Linked DNA regions of Homo sapiens: region 2 is linked to region 1. Evidence: read pairs that join two places in POLR2A ChIA-PET (ENCODE). Cell type or tissue: OCI-LY7. All regions are shown on one strand. Each heading gives the region's core, and the rest is flanking DNA. Links, peaks and the distances in the headings are about the cores only. Region 1 overlaps PRCP (prolylcarboxypeptidase). Region 2 has its middle 130 kb from the start of FAM181B.

Region 1 (6,833 bases), core at 1,235-6,234:
AGTGGCAAGACAATTCATTGAGAAAAGAATAGTTTTTTCAACAAATGATGCTGGGAAAACTGGAGATCCGCATGCAGAAGAATGAGGTTGGCTCCCTATTTCATACTATAACAAAAAAATCAACTCAGAATAGGTCAAAGGCTTAAATATAAGAGCTAAAATGATAAATCTCATAGAGGAAAACATAGGAACAAATCTTCATGACCGTGGGTTAGACACCAGTTTCTTGGATACCATACCATAAACATAAACAATGAGAAAAAATAGATAAATCGACTTCATGAAAATGAAAAACTTGTGCTGCAAATGATACTATCAAGAAAGTTAGAAGATAGTCTACAGGATGGGAGAAAATATTTGCAAGTCATATATTTGATAAGGGACTTGTATCTAGAATAGATAAGGCTTTGTAAACAATACCAGCAAAACGGAGTTTGCATTAAACAAATATTAGGACACCCATAAAAATGTTCTATAAGTAATTTCCAGTGGTATGTGGGTAAAGATATGCCAAGAGTGCCATGCAAGGGGAAAATGATCTAATGCTTGCAATGGGCTGAGTACTTAGATCCAGGTATTTCAGTGCCAGTTTTTTGCCTAAGGAATCTGTTTCCATGAGATTAGGCAGATGAGAGGCAGACCTGAAATTGGAACCAAAGTGTGTCTGATCCCAAAGCTCATGCTTTTGTTACTCTACAACACACAAGTTAAGAGAGTGTGAGCTCTCACTCAAAAATAGAAAGATATATAACCCTAGTTAAAAAATGAACAAAGATATGACTAGGCATTTTCCCAAAGAAGATATAAAAATGGCCAATCAGCACATAAGATGTTTAAATACCATCAGTCTCTTGGGAAATGCAAATTAAAACCACAGTGAAATACCATTTAATACTTACTAGCTTAGGATGTCTAAAATAGACAGATAATAATAAGTGTTGAAGATGTAGAGAAAGTGGAACCCTCAAATGTTGCTACTGGGAATATAAAATGGTGTAGTCCCTTTGGAAAGTAGTCTGGTAGCTAATTAATAGGTTGTTACTATATATCCTAGAAATTCCTAAGTATATGCCTAAGAGAAGTGAAATCATGCATCCACACAAAAACTTGTATGTGAATGTTCAAAGGAGCAGTACTCATTAGCCAAAAAGTGGAAACAATACAAACGTGCATCAAATGATGAAGAGATAAATAAAACATGATGTATCCATAAATGAAATATTATTTGGCAATAAAAAGGAACATGTACTGATTCATGCCACAACATGGGTGAAACTTGAAAACATTACGCTGAGTGAAAGAGACCAGTTACAAAAGACCGCCTACTATTTAATTCCATTTGTATGAAATGTCCAGAATAGGCAAATCTATAGATTCAGAAAATAGATTCATGGTTTCCTGAGGCTGAGAGCAAGGCAGGAAGATGGGGAGTGACTGCTAATGAGTATGGGTTTCTATTTGGGGTGACGAAAGTGTTCTAAAATGGATTGTGGTGCTGGTTGCACAACTCTGAGTATACTAAAAACCATCGAATTATGTGTTTTAGATGGACAAATTCTGTGGTAGATGAATTATATCTCAACAAAACTGTTCAGAAATATTATTAGGGATGCTGTCTGTGGTTGTATTGGATTTTTTACTCAGTGAAAGTAGATACTCAGTTTCAGTGACTGATTCTCTTTACATTATTCTGAATTGTGTTGTGTGAACCAGCTGAGACTAAAAACCTAGTAGCATTTCCTTAACTTTAAAGCTAATGTAAAATGAAGATTTTCGTGTAATGCCCAAATTTTCGGATTCCAGATCCTGGTGACATTTTTTAGATCTACCATCCTGTTTCCCAAAGTACTGTACTATATTAGATAAAAAATGCAGCCTTCTCCTTTCCTCCCTCCCTCCCTCCCTTTCTTCTTTCCTCCCTTTCCCCCTTCTTCCCTCCCTCGAGAAGACGGAGTTTCACCATGTTGCCCAGGCTTGTTTTGAACTCCTGGGCTTAAGCGATTCACCATCTTGGCCTCCCAAAGAGCAAAGATTACAGGCATGAGCCACTGCGCCTGGCATGTTATCTCCATTTTACAGATGAGGAAACTGAGTCAGGTAACTTGCATTATATAACTTTTGAATAATGAAATCAGGATTGAAATTCAGGTTTCTAAATTTCATATCCCAGTACAGTCTAGGTTGATTTGTGGGAACGCCTCCTTCAATTATCTCTGGTTCTTTTTTTGCACCTGGTTGCATGAATATTGCAAAACTCCAGTATGAAGTATCTATCCATATGATAAATTAGATCCTCAGATCAAATCCCCCAGGTTACAAGTTTATAATTTTAGGTGTTAAACATGTAATAGGTTTCTTCTAGCTTATCTGAGTGTTAACATGAAAAACTAACAACTTTATTTTTTCTTCTTTTTTTCACTTGCAGCAATGGTGAACTAGACCCCTGGTCAGGAGGTGGAGTAACTAAGGATATCACAGACACTCTGGTTGCAGTCACCATCTCAGAGGGGGCCCACCACTTAGATCTCCGCACCAAGAATGCCTTGGATCCTATGTCTGTGCTGTTAGCCCGCTCCTTGGAAGTTAGACATATGAAGAATTGGATCAGAGATTTCTATGACAGTGCGGGAAAGCAGCACTGAGAAACTTTTGATTGTTTTCAATTTCTTCTTTTATGTTCACACCACCACATTCCCATTCACTTTGATTTTCTACATGTAATTACCTTCTTTTGTTTATCATTAGATTTGATGGGGCCAAAGTTGAGATAGAATAGAGGGTGATGACGGTAAGAGCAAGTGTCCCATGAATGTGATTTCCTGGGTTCTCACTGTCTTTGCACCACGTCTAGGAAGAATCTTCTTGATAGCTCTCCCACACCATCAGTGGCCCTCATAACTGGAGTAGAGTTCCTGGTTGCTTTTCATAAGAGGGAGAGTTACTTTCTTTGTATCTCTGCAAGCAGAGATTTCTCTTTGGTTTTGAGGTTGAAGTGTCTTTGGCCCATTTGTAAGTCCCCATCCCTACCCTACACAAAGTAAAAGCAGAAGATAGATAAAAAATGATGTAATTGCAGCTGGTAGGATGTCTGGTGCCAATCCAGGAAGTGAGAGCCATTTCTTTTGTACCGGATTTAATGACTTTGAACTGTGCTGTAAATAAATAATACAGCTGGACCTTATACCTGTGTGTTGCTTCTGAAGCTCACTTCAACTCCGGCTGATGGAAATGCTGTGTGCACTGGGCTTAGCTGTTTTTGGAAAGTCCTTTAATTTTTTCTCTTCCACTTGGCAGCTTTTCTTAGTTCTGGGATGTTGGCCACTGTGGTACTGCCAGTAAGAAATCTGGCCTTTTTCTGCTCCATTTCTCTTTGTTTCTAAGGTCAGTTTTAATTTGTTTGAATTCTGCCAGTTTAGGAAAATGACTCTGTTTTGTCTTTTTAAATCTGAGCAAGCTTTATGCTGTAGTCACTAATTATATTTCAGTAAGAAGCCTTTAAAAATTGATGAATCAGCTATTCCAAAAGTAGAATATAGTAATATTCAGCTTTTAAATTTTTAAAATTTTATTTTCTGATAGTTGTTACTGCTGTCATTAAAACCAGAAGTGTTAGACACTAACAGGCAGGTGCACAAGAACTTTTCTGTATGACTTCCAAAAGACAAGCTGACTAATTCATGCAGGCAGCATATTTGACATTAATAAATGGCCAAGCCATTCCTATTTCCAAGGGGTTGGCTTCTTTCAAGCAGTTCTTACACTGAGACCTTTCTTCAGAGAGCTTTTCTAGGATAACAAATAGGGTTGGATCAAAACCTTTCAGGGACACAGAGAGACAGAGAGAGAGAGACTAACAGTTTCTACTCTGTTGAAAGATTTCTTCCTCCTTGTTTCTTTTCATTTTCTCTCAATAATTTTTTTTTCTTCACCCTGCCTTGGGAACATTTTCTGCTTTTAAAAAACTGTACCTTGAGCTTGATCATTTTTATGGCATTTTTTTTTTTTAAGGGCATATATAGAGTTCATTCTTGGGATGGAAAGCTGAAATATTTCCTTTACTTTCCCTGGCATCTGGGAGATACAGGAAAATCTTTGTCTTATTTTGGGAGCCTTCAGTTCTCATTGTAATGAGTTGTCTATCAAAGCATTTGGTAACTATTTTGTTTCAGCATCACAGAACAATCGATTTGGGTGGGAATTTAAGGGCCAAAACAATACTAGTTTTTATTCTTTGTCAACTAAGAAATTAAATAATGCAGGGTTTATGGGCTCAATAGAGGATATTCTTACAATTTATTTTACGATTTTAGGGTTTTTCCCTTGTGTAGAATCTTTAAAATACTTTGCCATTTTATTTGATGTTGATTATTTGGATGAGTTACATTATTCTGAAGAAACAAACTGCAAAAAATAGAATTTTTTGGCAAGCATAATTGTATCCTATTACTGTATGCATTTTAGGAATATAGATAGCAGCCTTAATTGAAGTGAGTATAATTATAATATGCTAAGGTTTAATTTTAACATGAAAAAGAATTGGAGTGTCAGATAAGCCTTATTATTTAAAGCATCCCTCTAATAAAACTGCACTTTTTACTGACAGGGAAAGAGAGACATGGAGACTTGAGTGCTTTCTATTTTTATTTTTTTCAGCTCCCAAGAGCTTAGAAAGAATTGGGTGCTTTTTATTTTCTGTTTTTGTTACTTTAACTGCCTGGAGTCAATGGGTAGAACTAAAGTAACTTAGGAGAACCTTCATAAGGAATCTGTAGCGCCAAGAGGTTATCCAGAGGAGCCAGTGTCTAAGCCAGCATAGTAGAGGGTGAAGGCCCCTGAGATATCCAGTTCAACTGCATCATTTTGTAAGGGATAGAATTGTAGCTTAGAGAGAAGGAACTTATCTACGGCCTCACAGCTCCTTTTTGGCAAAACTGGGGCAGAACTGGGGCTCCTTTTTGGCAAATTTTGTTTGCTTCATTTTACTGGTACAGTTTTATTTTTGTTTGGATTCAAGCAACAAAAGCCCACAAAACCAGCTTAAGGAAAAGAAATGTTTTGAAACTGCCAGATCAGCTCCAGGACTTGGGTTACCAGGAATCATGGGGAACTAGAACTAGGGTCTGGAAAGTCATTAAAAATCAGTACTGCTGTGTTCTGTTTCACTTTCAACAGAGGTGACCCATTGTCAGACTGTGGTTTGGATTTGTTCGTCAGATGTCTACAGTTCGATAGGCAGTCTAAAGCGTGCATCAGAATTACCCAAAAGGGCTTGTAAAAATGCTGATTGCTGAGCCCCATCCCAGAGTTTCTAACATGTCTTGGGGTGGATCTTGGGAAGGTGCATTTCTAACAAGTTCCCAGGTGATGCTGGAGCATCACACTTTTGAGAGCCCCTAGTTGAAAGAATCTGGAATTTGAATTTGAATTCAGTTATCTTACTTCTGTCATCCTGCCTGACTCATTTGAGTGTGGGAGCCCTGCCTAATGCTTCTCTTCCCATGACTGCTTTATTCTCCCTCTACAGACCAGCTTACTTTTCTCTACTCGCACAATGCCCATAATGACTTCTTAGAATGGTGTCCTCGACCCTCTGAGGGAGCAATACCTCACAAATGCACAACTCTCAGGTGGTTAGGAAAGAACAGGGCCATGAAAACATGGTTACAAAGGTGTACTTCTTAGGATTGGGGAAGCAGTTCAGGCAACTCAATCACACGACATCTATCACACAGTGTTTCTTGGAGCACAGGTATCCAACAAAATGCCAATAACTTGTGTAGTAGAAAGACTTATACCTATAGTTGAGCAAGTGTGGAAAATAATGGGACAAATGAAGTTAAATAGTTGCTTCGTTTATCTGTAAATAGTATGTGACTCTCCAAAATGGTGATTGAGAATACAACTTTTTTTTTGGAGACGGAGTCTCGCTCTGTTGCCCAGGCTGGAGTGCAGTGGCGCGATCTCGGCTCACTGCAAGCTCCGCCTCCCAGGTTCACGCCATTCTCCTGCCTCAGCCCCCGGAGTAGCTGGGACTACAGGTGCCCACCACCACACCCGGCTAATTTTTTTTTTTTTTTTTTTTTTTTTTTTTTTTTTAGTAGAGACGGGGTTTCACCGTGTTAGCAAGGATGATCTCGATTTCCTGACCTCGTGATCTGCCCGCCTCGGCCTCCCAAAGTGTTGGAATTACAGGCGTGAGCCACCGCGCCTGGCCAGCTTTTTCTATTCTTAACAGAGCATCTCCTAGGCATAAGGCATTGGTCTAAAACCTAAAAAATGCAATGGCGAAAAAGCAAACACAGCACCTAATTTAATAAGGTTTGTGTTCTGCTGGGAGAAAGACACGAAATGTCAAGTTATACAATGAATTGGTACAATTATAAATGTTACGAAGAGTTGAGCTTATTAGGACATTAATTGCAATCTAATAGGAAAATAGAGATTAATTGCTAAATGTTCTAATCTAATGGCCCCAACTCTTCATAACACTAAATGTTAAATGTTTAGCATTTAGACAATGTAAGGTAGTCTGGGGGAATAGCAGTGCCTTTTTGAGATGTTACATTTTAGCTGTGATCTAAACGATGAATGGGAACTATACTAGGAAGAGGAGTGGAGTAAATGACACATGCAAAAGCCCTGAGTGTAGCATATTCAAGGAACTGAAAGAAGGCCCCTGCAATGGGAAGGCAAACAACCACAGAGAATGTGACATAAGGTGAATATGGAGACATGGGCAGGGGGAATGCTCATTCAAGTAGAATTATGCGGATGAAAAACCTTTGATGGGCTTTAATCGGGGGAGTGACACGAACAGATTTTCATTTAAAAGG
Region 2 (6,833 bases), core at 763-5,762, 220 kb after region 1:
GAGAAAACAGCTATGTGATCTATCTGGTTGCAAACCTTGAAAAGCTTCCTCGTTACTTTTATGCTTTGGTGATCAGAAAACTGTTTTATTGGCATTGTTAATAGTAATCTGAATTCGATAACTGTGAAAATGTATTGAGAGCCTATGATGTGCTATGTATATGCTCTTCCAGGTGCTGGTGATGCAATCAGACAAGTTCTCTGCTGTTCTGGAGTTTACATTTGGAAGAATTGTGTTATATACCAGGGAAGGATGTGGTAACTCTCCTGAAACCTTCCCTTGGTCATTGTCTTCTTCTTCTTCTCCTCCTCCCTTTTCTCCCTCTCTTCCCCCTCCTCCTTCTCCTCTTATTCTTCTTCCTCCTTCTGTTTTTAAATGAGGAAGCCCATAGAAAATATTGTGACAGGGAGAAATGGATTTTAAATAAGTATGACTGAAAAAAAACTTTTACTATAATAGAAAATCTTGGTGCTGAGGGAAGAAATCCAAAAAATTAAAAATCTTCAGAAGGTATGTCTTTGAACAGACAAACATTCATGGACTTTTGAAATTCATTACTTCTTTGGTGCCTGGGAGACTGACTTGCTGTGTCTTTCAGCTCTTCTTGTTAGAGGGATAAAGATTCCGCCTAACATATTTTCTCAACAAACTTTTGCTTTCCAATAAACTGAATAAAGTGGGAATATAGCTTCTCACTTTCTCCTAACCTTCAATTAATTATTAATAAAAACTTTAATGTACATGTTAGTTCAAGCTTCTATTTCATATTCTCCTTAAGATGTTTACACATCAACAGGGGCTATAATCTCAGAGTTTCCTGAATAACTTGGGGTGATGTTTCGAATAGCAATGCTGAGGGAAATTGAGGGAATCCGCTGGGGGAGAGATGTGGTAGGTGGAAGGAAGTGTTTTGGGGCAGTCAAAGATATGGATGAGCCCTTCCTCACTCGTTTGGGCCAGAGCTTCCTTCACAGCCCCCTCTGTTCTCTAACAAGGTGACTGTCTCAGTTTGGGGTGCATGAAACCCAAATCTACTCAAAGTAGATCAAGAAAAAGAGAAATTATTGGAAGGATTCAGGGAAACCTCACAGAAGTCAACTGTGGAAAGGCAGATGGGGAACTCCCTGCTTTCTAATCTCAACTTCTTTTTGTATGTCTGTTCTGCTCCTGTTTTTCTTTTTTTTCTTTTTTTCTGTCTTTTTTTTCTTTTCTCTTTTCTTTTCTTTTCTTTTCTTTTCTCTTTTCTTTTCTTTTCTTTCTTTTCTCTTCTCTTCTTTTCTTTTCAAGACAGAGTTTCACTCTGTCATCCTGGCTGGAGTGCAATGGTGCAATCTCATCTCATTGCAACCTCCACCTCCTGGGTTAAAGCGATTCTCCTGCCTTAGCGTCGTGAGTAGCTGGGATTACACGTGCCTACCGCCATACCCGGCTAATTTTTGTATTTTTTAATAGAGACGGGGTTTCACCATGTTGGCAGAGCTGGTCTCGAACTCCTGACTTCAAATTATCTGCCTGCCTAGGCTTCCCAAAATGTTGGAATTACAGGCATGAGCCACCATGCCTGGTCTCTGTGCTTGTTTCTTAAGAGGAGCTCACATTTCTTAGGAACCAGCATGTGCAAGGCAGAAAATGGCTGTCAATGCTGAGTCTACATGGTCTTCTGCCATTTGACCAGCTATAGATTCTGTTGAGATTCTCAAGATGGGGAAAGTATTATAGTTTGCTGGCTAGTTTATGGATTGGCTAGTTTTGAGCCAGCCACCACACTTGTTTGATTAACTGTAGCTCAGGCAGAAGGAAGGTCATTATGATCCCATTTATATTAAGCAGGAGCTACAGGAAGATTCCCTGAGAAAAAAATGAAAGGGCAAGAAAATTGACCATGTGTATTTAATGAAATGAATCAATGAAAAAAACGAATGGCTGATATGGTAGCAAAATGAAAGCAGTAAGACATAAAAACTCACTATAATTCAAAGGTTAAAAAAGTTTTAAGGTTTTTGTCGAAAGTAAACAAAACATAAGAACAAATATGTAAAAGATAAAACTGCAGGGGGTAGAAAACAAAGCAGTCAAGGAGGTTACAAATTCAACTTTTTAACAATATTTATTGAATGTTAACTTCATACCCAGCTCTCTTCTGGGCAGTGATTAGTGAACAAAAAGATGTTTCCTGTCTGTAGGGGACTCATAGTCCAGTATGAAGAGCAGACATTAAACAATAAAGAAATTAAATGCATAATGGGGAAACATAGTAAGAGTTGCAAAAACAACAAACATTCTAACCAACTAATAAACATGCTACTATAAATAAGAGGTTAAGCAAAGATCTAAATGACAAGACGCAATCAGTCACATAAAATCAAAGGAAGGGTTTCCAGGCAGTGGAAACAGCTGGAACAAAGGCCTTAGTGTAGAAACAAGTTTGATGAATTTGAAGAGCCTAAATGAGGATTAGGAATGCTAAAATAAACATTTAAATTATAAAATGACTTGAAAAATAAACACAAAGTTAAAGTTGGAATAAAAAGTTTAAAATAGTAAGATAAAGTGATGTCTAAAGTAATTAAGTTAGAATAAGGCAAGAAAAGATAAGGGGCATTCATTTGTCATTTATTATCATTTATGTTCCAGGCACTTGCTATGTGCCTGAATACAGTAGTGAGCAAAGATAACCTTGCCTGGGGAGACCAATAAACAACACTTAAAAAACTGAATGCTAAATGAGTGAGCTTTAAAGATGAGTACATGATTCAAATGAAGCATGAGCTGGAATATCTTGCCAAGGTGTCTGAGGTCAGAAAAGCCTTCCATAGAGAAGTAACATCATTAGAAAAATGCAATGGACTGAGATTTCTGTCCTCCCTAAATCCATATGTTGAAATCCTAACTCCAAGGTGGCGGTATTAGGAGATGGAACCTTTGGAGGGTTAGGCTATTGGTGCCCTTATACAAGATAACCCAGAGAGAGAGATCCCTCGCCCCTTCCCATGTGAGGTCACAGGGAGAAGACAGCTGTCTTTGAGGAAGCGGGCCCCCACTAGACGCCAAACGTAAGAGTGCCTTGACCTTGGACTCCAGATTCCAGGACTAGGGGAAATAAATTTATATTTATAAGCTGGCTGGTCTATGATGTTTTGTTGTAGCAGCCTGAGCAGACTAAGACAAGAAGCTAAAATGATCTGAAAAGGAATTCAAACATAAGAAATATCAGGCAATCTAAAATATATAAATAACATAATATACAACACACACACACACACACACACACACACACACAAACACACACACAGAAATAAGAGAAAAAGTTGCAGGCAAGACAGCCCCAAGAGAATGGCAGAGTCTGTTTTGTGAAGGCCATGGGGATACTGAAAAGTCCAGAAATTTGGGAGTAGAGAGAGCTCTTCTTAAGCAGAAATTTCTGGCAGTTCAAGTTCAGGAAAAATGGTCTCAAGCAGAGACACTTCTGAATTACAATTTCACATTAACCTAAGTTTGGTATTTGTCATTCATCCATCCACCCATCCAGCCATCCAATATTTTTTGAAGACCTACTGTGGGACATGCATAACAAATTCAGTCCTGAAAAACTGTATTACATCTAGATATCATAAAATCTATCTCTATATCAAACCGGTTTAACAGAGAACTATGTAACTAGGTGGCACAATATTAATTCCCTGAAGAATTGCTTTTATTGAAGTATACTTGAGAGTTTTGCCATCAGCCTAGGTTGGTGAACTCTGTAAACAAACACCTTACAATTTGTGTGTCTGTTGTAAGATGTTTACCATGTAAATCTCTATAACACAAAGAGTATTTTTTAAAGACAATTTCCACCCTTCCGTTTGCCAAAGAAAGTTTTATCTGAGCTTAGTACTAAAATAGCTGTAAATTTCCTGGAAATCTTGAGTTATATAAGATTTCCTTATTTAATTTTGGATAGCCTAGAGCAAAATGTGTGGCTCACCAGCATGTTGTGGTCAGGTTTTTTTGAAATGCTATCCCCAGCTTTGTTTCTTTTTCCTTTTTCACTCTACTTTTAAGTTATTTTACTTTGTCACATTCTGGTACCTTGTAAGTATGAAATCCTATCCAGAAATATGACAGGGTGTAAGTAGATAAATTATTGTGCCAGCCTCTGTAATACACATTAAGGATACAATATAAGCTAGGCATTTTTTTTGTTCCCCAAGAAATTCACAGTCTAGTGTGGGTAGAGATGTGTAACATGATTGCTACCAGCTGTGAGGCTTTTGCAGTGATTTTAGCAAGTTCTTTTACTTCTTCACTATTTCCTACCCATTTATCCTATTCTAACCATGAGATGTAACATTGATTTTTCTACCCAAAGCAAGGGATGTAGCAAAGTTGCAGGTAGTTTTGCACGGTGGAAAAAGACTTGAACCTGAAGTTAGAAGACCAGGATTTCAAGTCGTGCTTTTTTATTTCAAAGCTTTGTCACCTTGAACAAGCTAGTTCACCTTTAAGTCTTGGTTACTCATCTATATAATGGGTAATGTGAGGATACAATGAGTGAAGTAAGTGAATCCATGGCTAGTTTTGGTGCTTTTGAACTGTGATTCCATAACATCATGCTCGTACCTCTATCATAGTGCATACTAGACCAGCTTTCTTTCTCAATACACTGTAACCTTCTTAGGGCAGAGTACAGTTTTGTTTATTTTTCTATTTCCAGCATCTGGCATATCAAAAACACTGAACAGATGTTTAATCAATGAATTCATTATGAAGAAAATCAACATTTATTGAATGCACACTTTGTGTTAGGTTAATTGGTTTGAGTACATTTTCTCTAATACTCATTACTTGAAACCTTAGGTATTATCATTCATGTTTTAAATATGGGAAAAATGAGACTTAGGGAGGTTAAATAATTTGCATGAGGCCACATAAAATTTTTCAGTAGAATGGAAATTCAAACCCATGTTTGCTTGTACTTTCTCCACTGCTCTAATCTGCTTGCCAGCAATTGCCACTCCCAGCAGCTGTAAAAATTAATATTTCTGTGCATCAAGGTTCATAGCAATTAAAATAAACATTCTAACACACATTCTAACTTAATAACATTCTTAAATAATAATACATGTGTGTATGTGCAACAGTACAAATTCCACTCTCCCAAAGTCCTTTGATGGCAAATGATAGCTGTATTATGTAGTATTTGCATAGTGTTTTCTACAAGCCTCTTTTCTGAGTGCTTTAGAAATTTTAGCTCTTCAAGACTGGGCACAGTGGCTCACGCCTGTAATCCCAGAACTTTGGGAGGCCGAGGCAGGCAGATCACCTGAGGTCAGGAGTTCGAGACCAGCCTGACCAACACAGAGAAACTCCGTCTCTACTAAAAATACAAAAAAGTTAGCTGGGCATGGTGGTGCATGCCTGTAATCCCAGCTACTCAGGAGGCTGAGGCAGGAGGCTTGAACCTGAGAGGCAGAGGTTGTGGTGAGCCGAGAGCACGCCATTGCACTCCAGCCTGGGCAAGAGCGAAACTCTGTCTCAAAATAATAATAATAATAATAATAATAATAATAATAATAATTAAAAAAAAAGAAATTTTAGCTCTTCAAGCCTCATAAACCTGTGCAGAAGGTATTATTACCCTATCTTAAAGATGAGAGGTTATGTAACTTGTCCAAGGTCACTCAGCTAATAAATGTTATGAAACTGAGATTTGAACTCAAGTAGTCTAGCTCCAGGTTCATCACCATCATGCTTTACTGCCTCTCAAGTGGTGTCAATGGAGGCTTTTTTTAGGACACTTCCAGGCGTGCCTGGCTCTCAGTAGACTGAAGTGTGGGCTATTCAATCAGGTGTCTATCCTGCGTGCCTTATTGTGGAACTTCATAAAACTGAAATTGAACGTCAATTCAAATCAATTTATCACGTAATCAGATTATGTGAAATCTGATGTTTGGAGAAGCCTAATTGTAACATTGTGTTTGAGGCAGGAGATCAAAAATCAATTGTGTGGCTTGTTGAATATCAATCATCTTTTTATTTATAGCAAACTGTTGGCTTAGGATTATTCAATACATATTTATAAAATATTGGTAAGTTAAATTAATAATAAATTATCAGCTACAAATCATTTGCATTTCACTTAGCATGGAGGGTGAAGAGTATTTTAGAGTAGATCCTTTGCAATGTATCATTTTGCCATTCCTGTGTAATTTCAATGTAATCTTGAGTAAATATGACTTCAATCTAGAACTGAAGCTGTGCCAATACCCAGGGGGCATCAAATCCACTGAATATTTTTTATTTCTGAGTATATGCATATATATATACCAACCTCAGTAAAATTTGGGAAGCAGTATGGTAGAGTCTAACCTAGGTTGACTTTAGAGCCAGACAGATATTAGTTTAAATCTTAATAGTAATAAAAACTACCAGGAATTGATAGTTCACTATGTATGTATCGTTGTACTAAGTGATGACAAGGTAGCACTAATGTTAAAAGTCCCTGCTTAGAATCAGCCAAACCAGGAATGAAATCCTGGCTATAGCATATCCTACCTTTGTGATTTTGGCTCCACTTTTTCATCTACAAAATGGGTACAATTGTTGTTGTAAAGATAAAATAAGAAAATCTTTTCCACTAGGAAAGTGAGTGTTTGTGGATTGTTTAGCCTCCCTCAGCTTTCTTATTTGTTAAATGGAGATATTAGTAACCACTTTTTTGGGTGATTGTGAGACTTCAATGAGAAAATGTAGGTAATAGGCCCAATGCTTATTAATTCCAATTAGTAGGTGCTCAAACATTTGACTTCCTTCCACTCTCTCCCATTACTGACATTAAGTCAAAGTTC

What was found. Peaks named below come from ENCODE experiments on the same cell type or tissue, not always from the same donor. Only the 100,000 strongest peaks of a DNase experiment are listed, where the experiment ranks them.
Region 2: POLR2A ChIA-PET joins it to region 1 with 5 read pairs; 3 of 35 experiments call an interaction of 5 or more read pairs at or near these places.

The regions. Positions count from the first base shown.
Region 1 is chr11:82,820,715-82,827,547 of GRCh38, reverse strand. It overlaps PRCP (prolylcarboxypeptidase), which reads left to right. Exons shown (of 9, transcript NM_005040.4): 9 at 2,426-4,612. The coding sequence ends at 2,642. Among named protein-coding and RNA genes, the nearest start is that of LINC02734, 43 kb to the right of the region's middle. In OCI-LY7, for the core only: no CTCF peak of the experiment used is centred there; a DNase peak (open chromatin) is centred at 3,127.
Region 2 is chr11:82,597,441-82,604,273 of GRCh38, reverse strand. No RefSeq gene overlaps it. Among named protein-coding and RNA genes, the nearest start is that of FAM181B, 130 kb to the left of the region's middle. In OCI-LY7, for the core only: no CTCF peak of the experiment used is centred there; no DNase peak of the experiment used is centred there.